Regions from separate parts of the Homo sapiens genome. Here region 1 is linked to region 2. A link is a contact called in ENCODE Hi-C data. All regions are on one chromosome and are shown on one strand. The core of a region is the stretch at or near the end of the contact, and the rest is flanking DNA. Distances in the headings are between cores, read along the strand shown. Region 1 holds the start of RBFA (ribosome binding factor A). Region 2 holds the start of TIMM21 (translocase of inner mitochondrial membrane 21).

Evidence for each region. A loop is a pair of places that touch in the nucleus more often than their neighbours do. Pooled maps may share reads with other maps.
Region 1: a map of naive thymus-derived CD4-positive, alpha-beta T cell shows a loop between it and region 2 (36-fold over the local background). The contact joins the promoter of RBFA here to the promoter of TIMM21 in region 2. A Hi-C loop is called at or near these places in 1 of 168 maps with a recorded cell type or tissue (naive thymus-derived CD4-positive, alpha-beta T cell), 1 of 37 single-sample maps with no recorded cell type and 9 of 50 pooled maps.

Annotation. Positions count from the first base shown.
Region 1 is chr18:80,030,400-80,036,069 of GRCh38, reverse strand. It overlaps RBFA (ribosome binding factor A), which reads right to left and starts at 1,636. Exons shown (of 7, transcript NM_024805.3): 1 at 1,417-1,636. The coding sequence starts at 1,574. It also overlaps a transcript of TXNL4A not described here. RefSeq lists silencers at 1,441-1,590, 1,701-1,780, 1,791-2,110, 1,993-2,149, 2,181-2,350.
Region 2 is chr18:74,147,089-74,152,903 of GRCh38, reverse strand. It overlaps TIMM21 (translocase of inner mitochondrial membrane 21), which reads right to left and starts at 4,381. Exons shown (of 6, transcript NM_014177.3): 1 at 3,795-4,381. The coding sequence starts at 4,095. It overlaps FBXO15 (F-box protein 15), which reads left to right and starts at 5,070. Exons shown (of 10, transcript NM_001142958.2): 1 at 5,070-5,234. The coding sequence starts at 5,119. RefSeq lists enhancers at 1,188-2,387, 4,131-4,220, 4,301-4,350, 4,381-4,500 and a silencer at 5,191-5,340.

The DNA.
Region 1 (5,670 bases), core at 387-2,886, 5.9 Mb before region 2:
CACACCCAGCACCCATGGTTTCTAATCTCTCTCTCCAATAAAAGGAACGAGGGCTTCTTGGAGAAATGGCTGATTTTAGGGCTGTGGTACGAAACACACAAGATGAGCCTGGAGTATCTTGTAGTGCCAGAAAGTAGGAAAGTGTTTAACACACACAGAACCCAGCAAAACCCCACAATGACAGGGTATGCAAACAGGACATAGGAGCTTAGTGAGCTCCTAAGGGCCTGAGCTGGAAACATTCGAACAAAACTAAGTAACACGGGATTATAACCCATGAGTTCTTGGTGATATGAATGAATTAATACATGGGGTGAAGAGACATATCCCTTGTGCAGAATGCAAACCACTTATGAGCAAAATTCCCCACTCATTAGGCATGGGCTGCACACAGCGACTTTCTCCCAGAGTACAGTAAGGAAAGGGGGCAAAAAGAGTAACTTTACGGTAGAGAAACCTGGCAAGCACCTCATGCAGGGGATCACGGCCAGCGTGGACCCTGGATACGGTGCGATGAGAATGGCCTTTACCTCTGTAGTCTTCCTCCCCAAAAGCCATAATCCACGTCTAAGCATTAAAAAAACAGGCACATTCCAACAGAGAGGCATCCTGCAAAGCACCTGACCAGTACCCCTCAAAACTGGCACAGCCATCAAAACCAGGGACAGTCTGGGACACTACCCCAGCCTAAGGAAACAAGACAATTCAATGTAACGTGGACCTTGGGTGGGCACCTGGGACAGGAAGGGACAGCAGGCAGAACCAAGGAAAAGTGAATAAAGTATGAGCTTCAGTTAGCAACACTCTTATCAATATCGGCTCATTAACTGGAACACGTTGGAAGCTAAAGTCCGACGCTAACACAGGGGGAGCTGGGTGCCAGGACACAGGAACGCGGTACTATTTTTGCAATTTTTCTGCAGGGTCTAAAACTGTCTTTAAAAGTAGTGTATTAAAGTAGAAAACATACAACCACCTACCATACTTAGAAGAACTAAAAGCAGTGTGAAAAGTCAATGTATTTTATTGTACTTATCTTTCATAATTTAAAAACACTAATTATCATGACAAGCTTTAGTCTTCAAATTCACACAGAAAGTCAACATTAGCAAGGAAATTCTTATATTTTTTCATTTTTCCTCATTTTCTGAAACTAATCTTCTGAAAAATACGTCTGGTGACAAGAATCAAAATAAACACACATTGTCACTTTGTTTTCTTAACCCGACACACGTCCACGAACACAAAAGCTGCAAATGCTGACAGTGAGAGCTAGAACTGCTGCAGACCCCAGGAGGCAGGAACTGGCGAGCTAGGCCGCATGGGCGCAAGAACGCGGATGAGCGGACACCGCAACCCGGGGACACCGCCCCCTAGGGAATACCGCGCCCAGGGACACCGCCCCCGCCGCATTACTTGGTTTTCGAGGCAAATTTCTTGAGCCAGTTCTTGCAGGAGACAGCAGAGCAGTGAAGTCCCCGCTCGCAGCCTGGAAATAGCGCAGCATCGCGGCTACGGAACAGGGCCCGGAGACCCGCGCGGGAGCGCCACAGCCCGCCCGCCGCAGCCCACATGGCGCGGCGCCGGGACCCGGAGCGAGCAGGGAGACAACGGGCGCAGGCGCGGAGCGACAACTGACGCGAGGGTGGCGGCGTGTGGGCGGGGCGACGGCGCAGAGCGGGAGGAAGACTCACGCCTGGCAGGCGGCGTGTGGGCGGGGCGATGATGCAGGGCGGGGCGATGATGCAGGGCGGGGCGAGGACAGACGCGAAGCTGACGGCGTGTGGGCGGGGCCACGGCGCGGGGCGGGACGAAGACGGGGTGCAAGGCGGGCGGGGCAACGACGGCGGAGGGGCGAAGGCCCGAGGGGGGCGGTAGGTGGGCGGGGCGAGGACAGACGCGAAGCTGACGGCGTGTGGACGGGGCGACGGCGAGGGACGGGGCAAAGACTGGACGCAAGAAGGGGCGGGGCGACAACGGCGGAGGGGCGAAGGCGCGAGGCGAACGGCGAGTGGGCGGGGTGAAGACCGACGCGAAGCGGGCGGTGGTTGGGCGGGGCGAAGACTGACGCGAGGCGGGCGGTGAATGGGCGGGGCGAAGACTGGCGCGAGGTGGGCGGTGGGTGGGCAGGGCGAAGACTGAAGCGAGAAGGGCAGCGCGAGGTGGGCGACTACCAGAGCGAAGCGAGCGGCGTGTAAGCGGGGTGAAGACAACGCCAGGTGGGCAGTGTGCGGGCGGGGGGGGCGGCAACGGGGGCGGGGCGAAGGACGACGCGAGGCGGGGCCGGCGGGAGCTGGGCGTGGGGAGGCCGCGTGGGCTGCGCGGAGGGTGTGCCACTCGGGGAAGCGTGGGAACCGCCTGGTTGCCTGGCGCTGCGTAGCTAGGAACACGTTTTGTTTAAATACTGGGAACTGACGTAGGCGGGTGCGCCGCACAAAGCAACGAAGGCATCGAAGCCTGGAGACCTGGGCAGGGCCGCTGTCGGCGGGAGGCTGCGAGGGGTCCGTCTGTTTCCGCCACTGGGCCCTCCAGGGCTTTGCTGCTGCGCCGCCTTCTCCCCGGGCACCTAGAGAAAGTCCCCAGATTGGGCGTCCTCCCCAGAAGTGGTCTCGCCCCGCCCGCCTCCCCAGAGTCAGCGTGGCCCAGCGGGGAAGCTGCTCCCCCCGGGCGTGGAAAGAGAAGTGAGCGCGACCGCAGTGTTGGGGATGCGTGGGCTGTGACTCCCCCGAGGCGGCTGCTGTGGTGTGAGACACGTCTGTGTGTGTGTGTGTGTGTGGGCGCGTGTGGATGTGTACATGTGTATGTGTGCATATGTACGTGTGTGTGCATGTGTGTGGACATGTATATGTGTGCATGTGCGTGCGCGTATATATGTGTGTGTGTATGCGTATGTATGTGTGTATATATTGTCAATCGAAGAAAACGACGAGACAAGTCTCTAATCATTTTAGGAGATTTATTTGCCAAAGTTAAGGACGCACCCAGGAGACAGGTCTACGCCTTTCTCCAAAAATGATTTTGAGGGCCCCAGATTTAAAGGGGAAAGGGCGGAGTATTGAGAAGCAGAGTTTTCACAAACAAACGGGCAGAGGAAAAACGTGGGGAATCTGCATTTTACATAAGATAACGCAGACAAAATGTGGTAGGGGAACAATCAGATGGGCTAGGGTGACTGCACCTGTAAAGATAAGCTATCAATTTGCATTGCCATGGTTAAGTTTTATTTTTTTGAAATGGAATCTCTCTCTGCCGCCCAGGCTGGAGGGCACTGGCGTGATCCCGGCTCACTGCAACCTCCACCTTCCAGGTTCAAACAATTCTCCCGCCTCAGCCTCTCGTGTAGCTGGGATTACAGCTGTGTGCCACCACACCCAGCTACTTTTTGTATTTTTAATAGAGACGGTGTTTCCCCATGTTGGCCAAGCTGGTCTCAAACTCCTGACCTCAAGTGATCCGCCCAACTCGGCCTTCCAAAGTGCTGGGATTACAGGCGTGAGCCACCGCGCCTGGCCACCATGGTGAAATTTCAACAGCTCACCAGGAATCTCCTTGTGGGCAAAATATGGGGGAGGCGTGTAGCCTTTCATCTTGTAGCCATCTTATTTAGGAACCAAAAGGGGGAGACAGGTTTGCGTGACCCAGTTCCCAGCTTGACTCTTCCCTTTGGCTAAGTGAATTTGGCGTCCCAAAATTTAATTTCCTTTCACATTTCCCCCCTTTTTTTTCTTTAAAATCTTTTGGAGAAAAGCATTTTAAAAAGGAATGTGGGTTCCTGGCCTCAGGTTGCTGCTTCCTCCTTTCTTCCCACCTGCTGGTTTGTTGTTGCTGGGATGGTTTATTCCTAGAAGTTCAAGTCCTCCGTCACGAGGAATGCTCATTCCTAGGAGATCATGTCCCACGAAGATAAAAAATAGGGAGGAAAGGAAAAAAGAGGAAAAAAAGAAAAATGTATAGGGACCTAGGCCAGACTTATAGCAACAAAAGGAGGGCAAAACTGGAAGCTAGGTCAGGCTACATTACTGCCTCCTGAATTAGAGCAATTCTCTGAGCAGTCATTACCCTAGCCCTTTCAGTTACACATGGACTTATTTGCAAACATATACCACAACAACATTATAAGCAAAAACAGGACAGATCAGAAATTGTTCTTATTATAAGCACTAGCTTGTGCCACCAAGTTCCCCAGAATCCAAACCAGCTGCTCAACCAATCAGTGAGGGTTTTGGGTCTGACAGGTTGATTATCTGGGTTTTCATATCAGTCATAAGCCGGGTTATGTTCTTCATTTTCTGGAATATACACACAACATTCAGTTGTTCTGGTGCAAGTGCCCCCTTGTGCTGCCGTTAGTGTATCTAAAGCCATATGATTTTGCAGCACTGCTTTCCTCATAAGCATGACCCCGTCGTTTGGCAAAGAGGTAACTCATGTAGCCATCATTCAGGGCCTTTTGGGTGTAATTTGTTAAGGCTTCTATATCCCATATAGCATCTTCAATAGCTATCTGTGGTACAAAGATTGAAGTTAAATGATCATACCATTGGAATACTGAACGTGTCCAACGAGATTGTAAATGAAAAAGGTTTGCTGTTTTTGGCAGGGTCTGAATTACTCGTCCTTGTGCCCAAGCATAACCTGGGGAGCATCATCCCAACCACCCTGGAGGTGACCACAGCCATAAGTTAGTGCCACATAGCCAATATGTCCCACTTGGAGCTAGCCAATAAATAGTTGGTCACTGCACCCAGTCAGTGGCATGCCAGTCAGTGTCTCATAATACAATAATGTGGTCACAACATTCTCCAGGTGTCCACCCCATATATCTTCCTACTGTTTGGCCACAGGTCCTGGGTGTGATTTCTTTGCTCCCAGCACAAAGGAACATTTTGACTGAGTTGGCCAAACGAAGGGGTGAACCAGATAAATCCATCCCAAGTTTGCATTATTCCATTGTGAAAACGGGCCATTGTTTGGGGCATGGTCACCACTTTGTTTTAGTTGGGGGAAATGCTGAAGTGAGAGCTAATGAGCTGGTCCTTTCCACTGAAAAACTTTTCCCATGTCCTTTGTTCTTAAGAGTGTTTTTATTTGTTCATTTATTTTGACATGGAATCTCACTCCATCGCCCAGGCTGGAGTGCAGTGGCGTGTTCTCAGCTCACTGCAACCTCCAACTCCCGGGTTCAAGCAATTCTCCTGCCTCAGCCTGCCAAGTAGCTGGGATTACAGGCATGCACCACCACACCTGGCTAATTTTTGCATTTTTAGTAGAGACAGGGTTTCACCATGTTGACCAGGCCTGGTCTGAAACTCCTGATCTCAAATGATCCACCCACCTCGGCCTCCTAAAGTGCTAGGATTACAGGCGTGAGCCACTGCGCCTGGCCAAGAGTGTTTTTAATGGGCCAACTATATATATTGTCTTTTGTTATGCCAGCATGAAGGATACCAAACTGTTTCTGTGATGTAATAAATTTTTGGTATTCTATCCAGTCCTGACCTTGGAAGGAGGATACCCACCACTGGAGGCTGGAGCCACTGGAAAGAGGCGTAAGTCCGCATATCAAGCAGGTGTTCTTATGTAATTTGTCTGCATAATCCTGAGCCCATTGTAGAAACAGGTTTGTTTCATGGGCATCAGTGGGTGGCAGTGGCAAGAAGGTGAAGGGAT
Region 2 (5,815 bases), core at 3,132-5,631:
CAGTGACTGGCCAGCTCAGCTCCAGAAGTCCCCAGAGCAGCAGCTGAGGCCCCAACTGCAAATGCACTTCGGCCTCTCCCTCTGCCCAGTCCTGCTTCCCTCATCCCTCAAGACGTATTCTGAGAGCACTCCCTGATAAACCTTACGCAAATCCCACTTCCCTGGGAAGCCAACCTACAACGGGTGCTACCAGGAGTGGTAAGCAGCTCTCAATTTGGATTTTGGAGCTGGCTTGCCGGCCACTGGCTGGCAATGAGGACCCTGTCCCTGGTGGTAGGGGGGTACTGACAGCACCTGTCATAGAGCTGTAGTGCAGCTGATGCAGCTCTCACCAATGGGGACCTGGGATGGAATGCTGGCGGAAGGGAATGTACTGGCTGATGTGTTATTCTGGGAGTTTAGGAGGAATCAGCAATTTTAAGGACTTATATCAGACGGCTGTGGCTGGGGCCATGGAGAGGGATGGTGAGATGAAGTGTGTAACTAATCACCAGTGAAGGTGAGTGCCAAGGGCAGGAGCCTCCTCCCCGGCAGAACAAGACTCAAATTGCACCCAGAGGATAGAAAATGCGTGGGTGAGGTCTGGGGCGGAAGGGATTCAGGGAGTTTGGCATTTCAAGCCCATGAGACCTCCCACACCAAGGTCAGGGTCCTGATTTGGGAGGAAAGGCAACCTAAAGCTGGGTAGGGGGCCCTTGAGGTCAATGTTGTAAAAAATCTTGAATCCCAATTCTCCTGACCCCTCTAGCCCTGAAGCAGCAGCTCAGTGTCTGGTAAAGGTTGGCACTTCCTCCACCTTGGAAACTGGGCGAGGGGTGGGTGGGGGTTTCTGCCTAGCAAGATACGTGCTGCTCTCAGGAGGGCTCTCCACCTCCCCTCCTGGCCAAGTTACAACACGACTGGGCATGAGAAGGGTGAGAAGAACAATACTCGGAAGGAGCTGGAGGTCCCCCCGGGGGGGGGGGGAACATAGACACCACTGCTTCTTAAGGGTGGTGTGTCAAGGGCACAGAACACAAAACCAGCTGAGAGTTGATCAGCATGGGGCACGCTCCTGTGATGAATTTAGCAACCAGGCAAGCACCCTGGGAACTGATATGCAGCTGGCTAGGTCTGCTCCTGGAAACTTCGAGACAGTGATGGTCCACATTAAGTAAAAGTGACAGAACAGCCATGGCAAACTGGACGAAAGGCTCAACAGCCTCCAAGAATGGGGATGCTACCATAGATATAAGATATAAAGCCCGAAAACCCACCAGCTGACTATGTTCTTAGGAGGGACAGGAGGACACTGTGTACCAAAGCCACAAGGAAGCCACAGTTACATCTTTATAGAGCAGGATGCCCTGACAGAAATGGAGATGAAAGAATTATGAAGCAGAGACCAGGCTGGGGTGTTAAACAGAAGCCAAGGTGGGTGCAACCATCATAACTAATGGCAAGGCTGGAGTGGCAGTCGGGAGTGTCTGACCTACAGAAAGCAACAGAGTTGATGACTAGAACACAGTGTTTCCAAAGGGAAGACACAAGGGCAGCGGACAAGGCTACTTCTGAATTACACAGTCATGAGAAATTAACTACAGATGATTCCTGAGGCTGAAGGCAGCTGCTCTAATGCAAAGTCCTGAACATTGCCCCAGTTTCTGGACCTGAACCAGTTTTCAGACCTGGAACGCATTTACTGAAGGAAAGCGTATGTAACTGACTCCCCCCGTCCTTCACCAAAAGGACCTACAGTTATCAACTTGGACATAGTCTGTGCTGACAGTGATACCCAAGGACCCAAAGAGTCATGATGACCCCCTGACCGCCCTCCATCACCGGATGTAAGAAGCTCACAGGTGGGTCCAGGGACTTACCTGGCAATAATTTCTGTGATTTCCAAATGTATAAATCAAGGGGATGTACTGAGTAACTGGCAACAATAACTCCCACTTTAGTTCCTTTGGAAGTGGGTTAAGAGCCATCGCAGTGGGAAAAGTCAAATGGAAGCCCCTGAAGCTGCCCTTTCGGTGACCAAGATAGGAAATTAAAAATGATATCACATCTATGGGGAATGGCAGAGTATTCTTAGAGACCTTAGATACAGGCATGGCGATCCCCATCACGGTCCCTTGTAATTTACCAGTCTTCCTTTACAAAACACAAATAGGTGCTGGAGAATGACAGTGGTTAACTGCAAACTCAACCAAGTGGCAGCCGGGGTACACATGTAATACCACAAATGGTAACTTTACAGGGGAATGCATTAACACAATCTCATGGTATTGGCCATTGCTTTGAAGAACGCCTTCTATTCAGAAGCAGCAGCAGTAGTCTGTAGTAACATGAAACAGATAATAACAGTGTATGTTTATGATCCTGCCCAGGATTTGCTAATTCTCTCACCCTCTATCATAACAGTCTTAAGGGACTGAAACCTTCTGGACCTGGGCTGTCTAATACAGTAGCCACTTGCCACTCATGGCTATTTCAGTTCAATTTTAAATTAATTAAAATTAAATCAATTCAGTTCTTCAGTCACAAGTTTTAGCAACATTTCAAGTGCTCAAAATAGCTACAAGTGGCCAGGAACTACCCAAATGGACAGCACAGATATAGGACATTTCTATGCAGAAAGTTTTATTTGAATAATGCTGTTCTGGACATTCAGGAGAATATCACATTTGTCTACTATATTTATGCCATCATGTTAGAGCCCATAAGTAACAAGTGGCAAGTGTGTTAGAAGGCTTGGTCAGAGAAGCTGCAAGTGTGAGAGGTGGGTCCAACAAAGATGCAGAGGCTCATCAACACATGAGCCGACCTCGTGGGGCTACACTGGGGCGTGCCAAGACATGCCCTCCCAAGTAAAAGACAATTGTACCCTATACCTCCTACCACAATGCTTCATAGGCCTGTTTGAATTCTGGACGCAGCATATTCCATATTTGGGAATGTTGCTCCCATCAATTCACTCAGCCACAAGGACTGTCACGTCTGAATGGGGTGCAGATGAGGGAAGGGGTCCCTAAGCAGGCCTGGTGTGCAGTGCAAGCATGAGCACTGTTGCCTGAGCCAGATGACCTGATGCACATGCTGTTTGCCACTTCTATGCCTTTCACCTCTGCATACAGGTTGTTCCTTCGTGCTGAACTAGTATGAATGAAAAGCTAGGTTTTTGGCATAGTCAGCAGACTCTAAAACAATTGGTATGATCCAATTTTTTGGGTTAAAAATTATTAAAAGGTATGTGTATGAAAGTGCAAAATGTTAAAAATAGTCATCTTCGTGTGGTATAATCATGGCGGTCTAAATTGCTTTGTCTTTTTTTTTCCTACAAATCACATGCGAAATGAAGACATTAAAAAAAAATCTTAAAATATCTGTGAATACATCTCTGACTTTCCCTGACAACTTACATTCCATCCTCCCTATTTTATGTTTTTCTATTACTGCAGGTAACATGTGAAAGTTTTCCCTACCAGTTATGAGTCAATAATCTCTCTCTCTCTCTTTTTATCCTATCCAATTACTCTTTATTATATGTAACAGAGCCAATATAACTTGAGAAAAATTTCCCAAACATAATGAAAAAAAGTTATATCAAATTCAAGATCAACTTTCACATCTGAGTTCCAATCTGTGAAGAAAACTGTAGATCTATATGTTCTAGTTCTAAATTATGTTTAAACGGTTTTTAAAAATTCATGTGAATTGCTTTTTCACCTTTAGCAGTGAACTTGGTATAAAAGGGCATTGGCAGCTCTTGTCATGTCTGTTGAAAGCCCAATCATTAAAGTACTCCTTTTTACCTTTTTGTGATGTTGGGACGGCGGTTCCCCCTCTCTGACTCCTGTGCACAGACACTTGTTTGCTGCCATCCTCCTTTGCTTTTCGGGGGCTCGGTCCCTGCGTCCAGATGGTTTTCTGGGTGACTCCAAGAATACATCTAGGTCGCAGCGTTTTCTTTTGATATTGAAGCCCACATCTCAAACTGGGCTCAGTCTTCAAGCACGCTTTGTTAAGCACGATGTATGGCAAAAGCAATCGCTTTGCCGAGGACCTGTGCAGCTTCTCCGTATACTGTACGGCTCGTAGAAAAGTACAAATCATGTTCACGGAAAATCGTTCCGCTTAGGGACGATGCTAACTACAATTAGGAAAGCTTTAGGGTTCACTACACATGCGGCCGGACACGTACTCAAGCCTATACGTTTACATTACATGGGGTGTTAGGCAAAAACGTCAGTTTCCGCAGCGTAAATGAAAACGAAAAGTCTCCAGGGAGAACCTGATGTCTACCTTCCCTTCTGTCTTCTTTCCATTTTAATTAACAGGCTCTGATCACCTTCTGGGCTGACATTCACAGTGTCCCCGCCATGCCTTCGCAAAGTCACCTGGGAAACCCCCGTCTTCCTGGGAATAGTAGTTTGAAAACCTCGCTCTTAACTGGGATACGGCAAAGAGGCGCGCAAAAGAGACTACATCTCCCACAATTCAAGGCGGCCAGAGCACGGCGCAGGTCCTTCCCGCGCCCCCAGACGCCTCCGCGCCCAGCGTCGGCGCAGACGCTGCGCGTCCCTGGAGCGGCGGAAAGTGGGGTGTTGGTGGGGGAATTGGTACCACCCACCCTACGTGGTTCAGGCGGGACTTGCAAAAGCCAAATTAGCAGTTACAATCTACGTGTTTTCCTGATCCTTATAGAGAGGACTGTGCACAGTGGGAAATACCCCCTTGGACTGTGGTCTTGCCAATTCCGCGTGGGCAAATGATTTAGTTTTTGCGTTTTACTGTGTTTTCAGAAAAACTGGACAATAAAGAGTCAGCAAGTGGGGATGAACGAGGCCGCTGCAAAGCAGGCACCGGTTTCCTAAATGGTTAAGCCGCGAACTTGGCTTGGCGCCCTAGGCGGCAGAATGTTAGGGGTGGGTAAGGAAGCCGAGGCCCGGAAGTTTCTAGAAGCCCGCTCTGTGAGCGGGTGTCTGGCGCGGTGCCGTCTGCGCAAGGGTGGGCATACCGTTACTTTTGCTCACGCGCGCATGCGCATAAGGGGTGTGGCGACGTGCGGGCGTGGGGGCGGTGCGTGCACTCTTCGTTTCAGCCCTGGCGCGGTCCTGTGGTGAACTCCTTGTCTCTATGGCGACTGGACGCGGTCGGATCTTGCAGCAGCACTGGCTCGGCCTCCAGACGCTGCGCGGGCCCAGCAGGGGCGGTGGCGCGGCCCGGGGGCGCGCCAGGGCCTTTGGGTGCAGGTGACTGTAGGGCCTGCGGGTGGGGTCCCCTGGCGGGAAGCCCGTCACTGCGCGGCCCCGCTCTCTTCACCGTGTATTTTATTCGTCCAGCTTGGCGCAAGGCCCGTGGCCGTCTTCAACGTGAGAAGGGTATGGAAGAACGACCGGAGGAAATCCTTTCTACCCTGCAACGTGGGGTACCCTAAGTTATGACACAAATAGAGTAGCCTCTCGGGGAAATATTTTTTCTTGCGGCGCCTGTGGCCGGGGATGCGCGCACCTGCCAGGACAGGTGCAGGTCCAAGAGGTCGTTTCTCCGGGATGCGTGCCCTAAATTCACGTGTGCTCCGCCCCTGCCTTCGTATTTTCGCTCTTCTGTAACCAAGAATCTCCCTTCGTGTTTTTCATGACCTTACAACTTAGGGAAGTAGAGTCTGTTCATCAAAACCTTATCAGTTGACACCCTCATCCCCCAAGCAGATACCTCGGGCAGGCAGGTTGGTCTGGCGGGTGGGGGGCAGCACTTTCTGCACCTCCAACGTCAAGGCTAAGTTGCCATCTACATTGCCAGGTCTTGCTCATCTGCTTTCCAGAAGCATCTT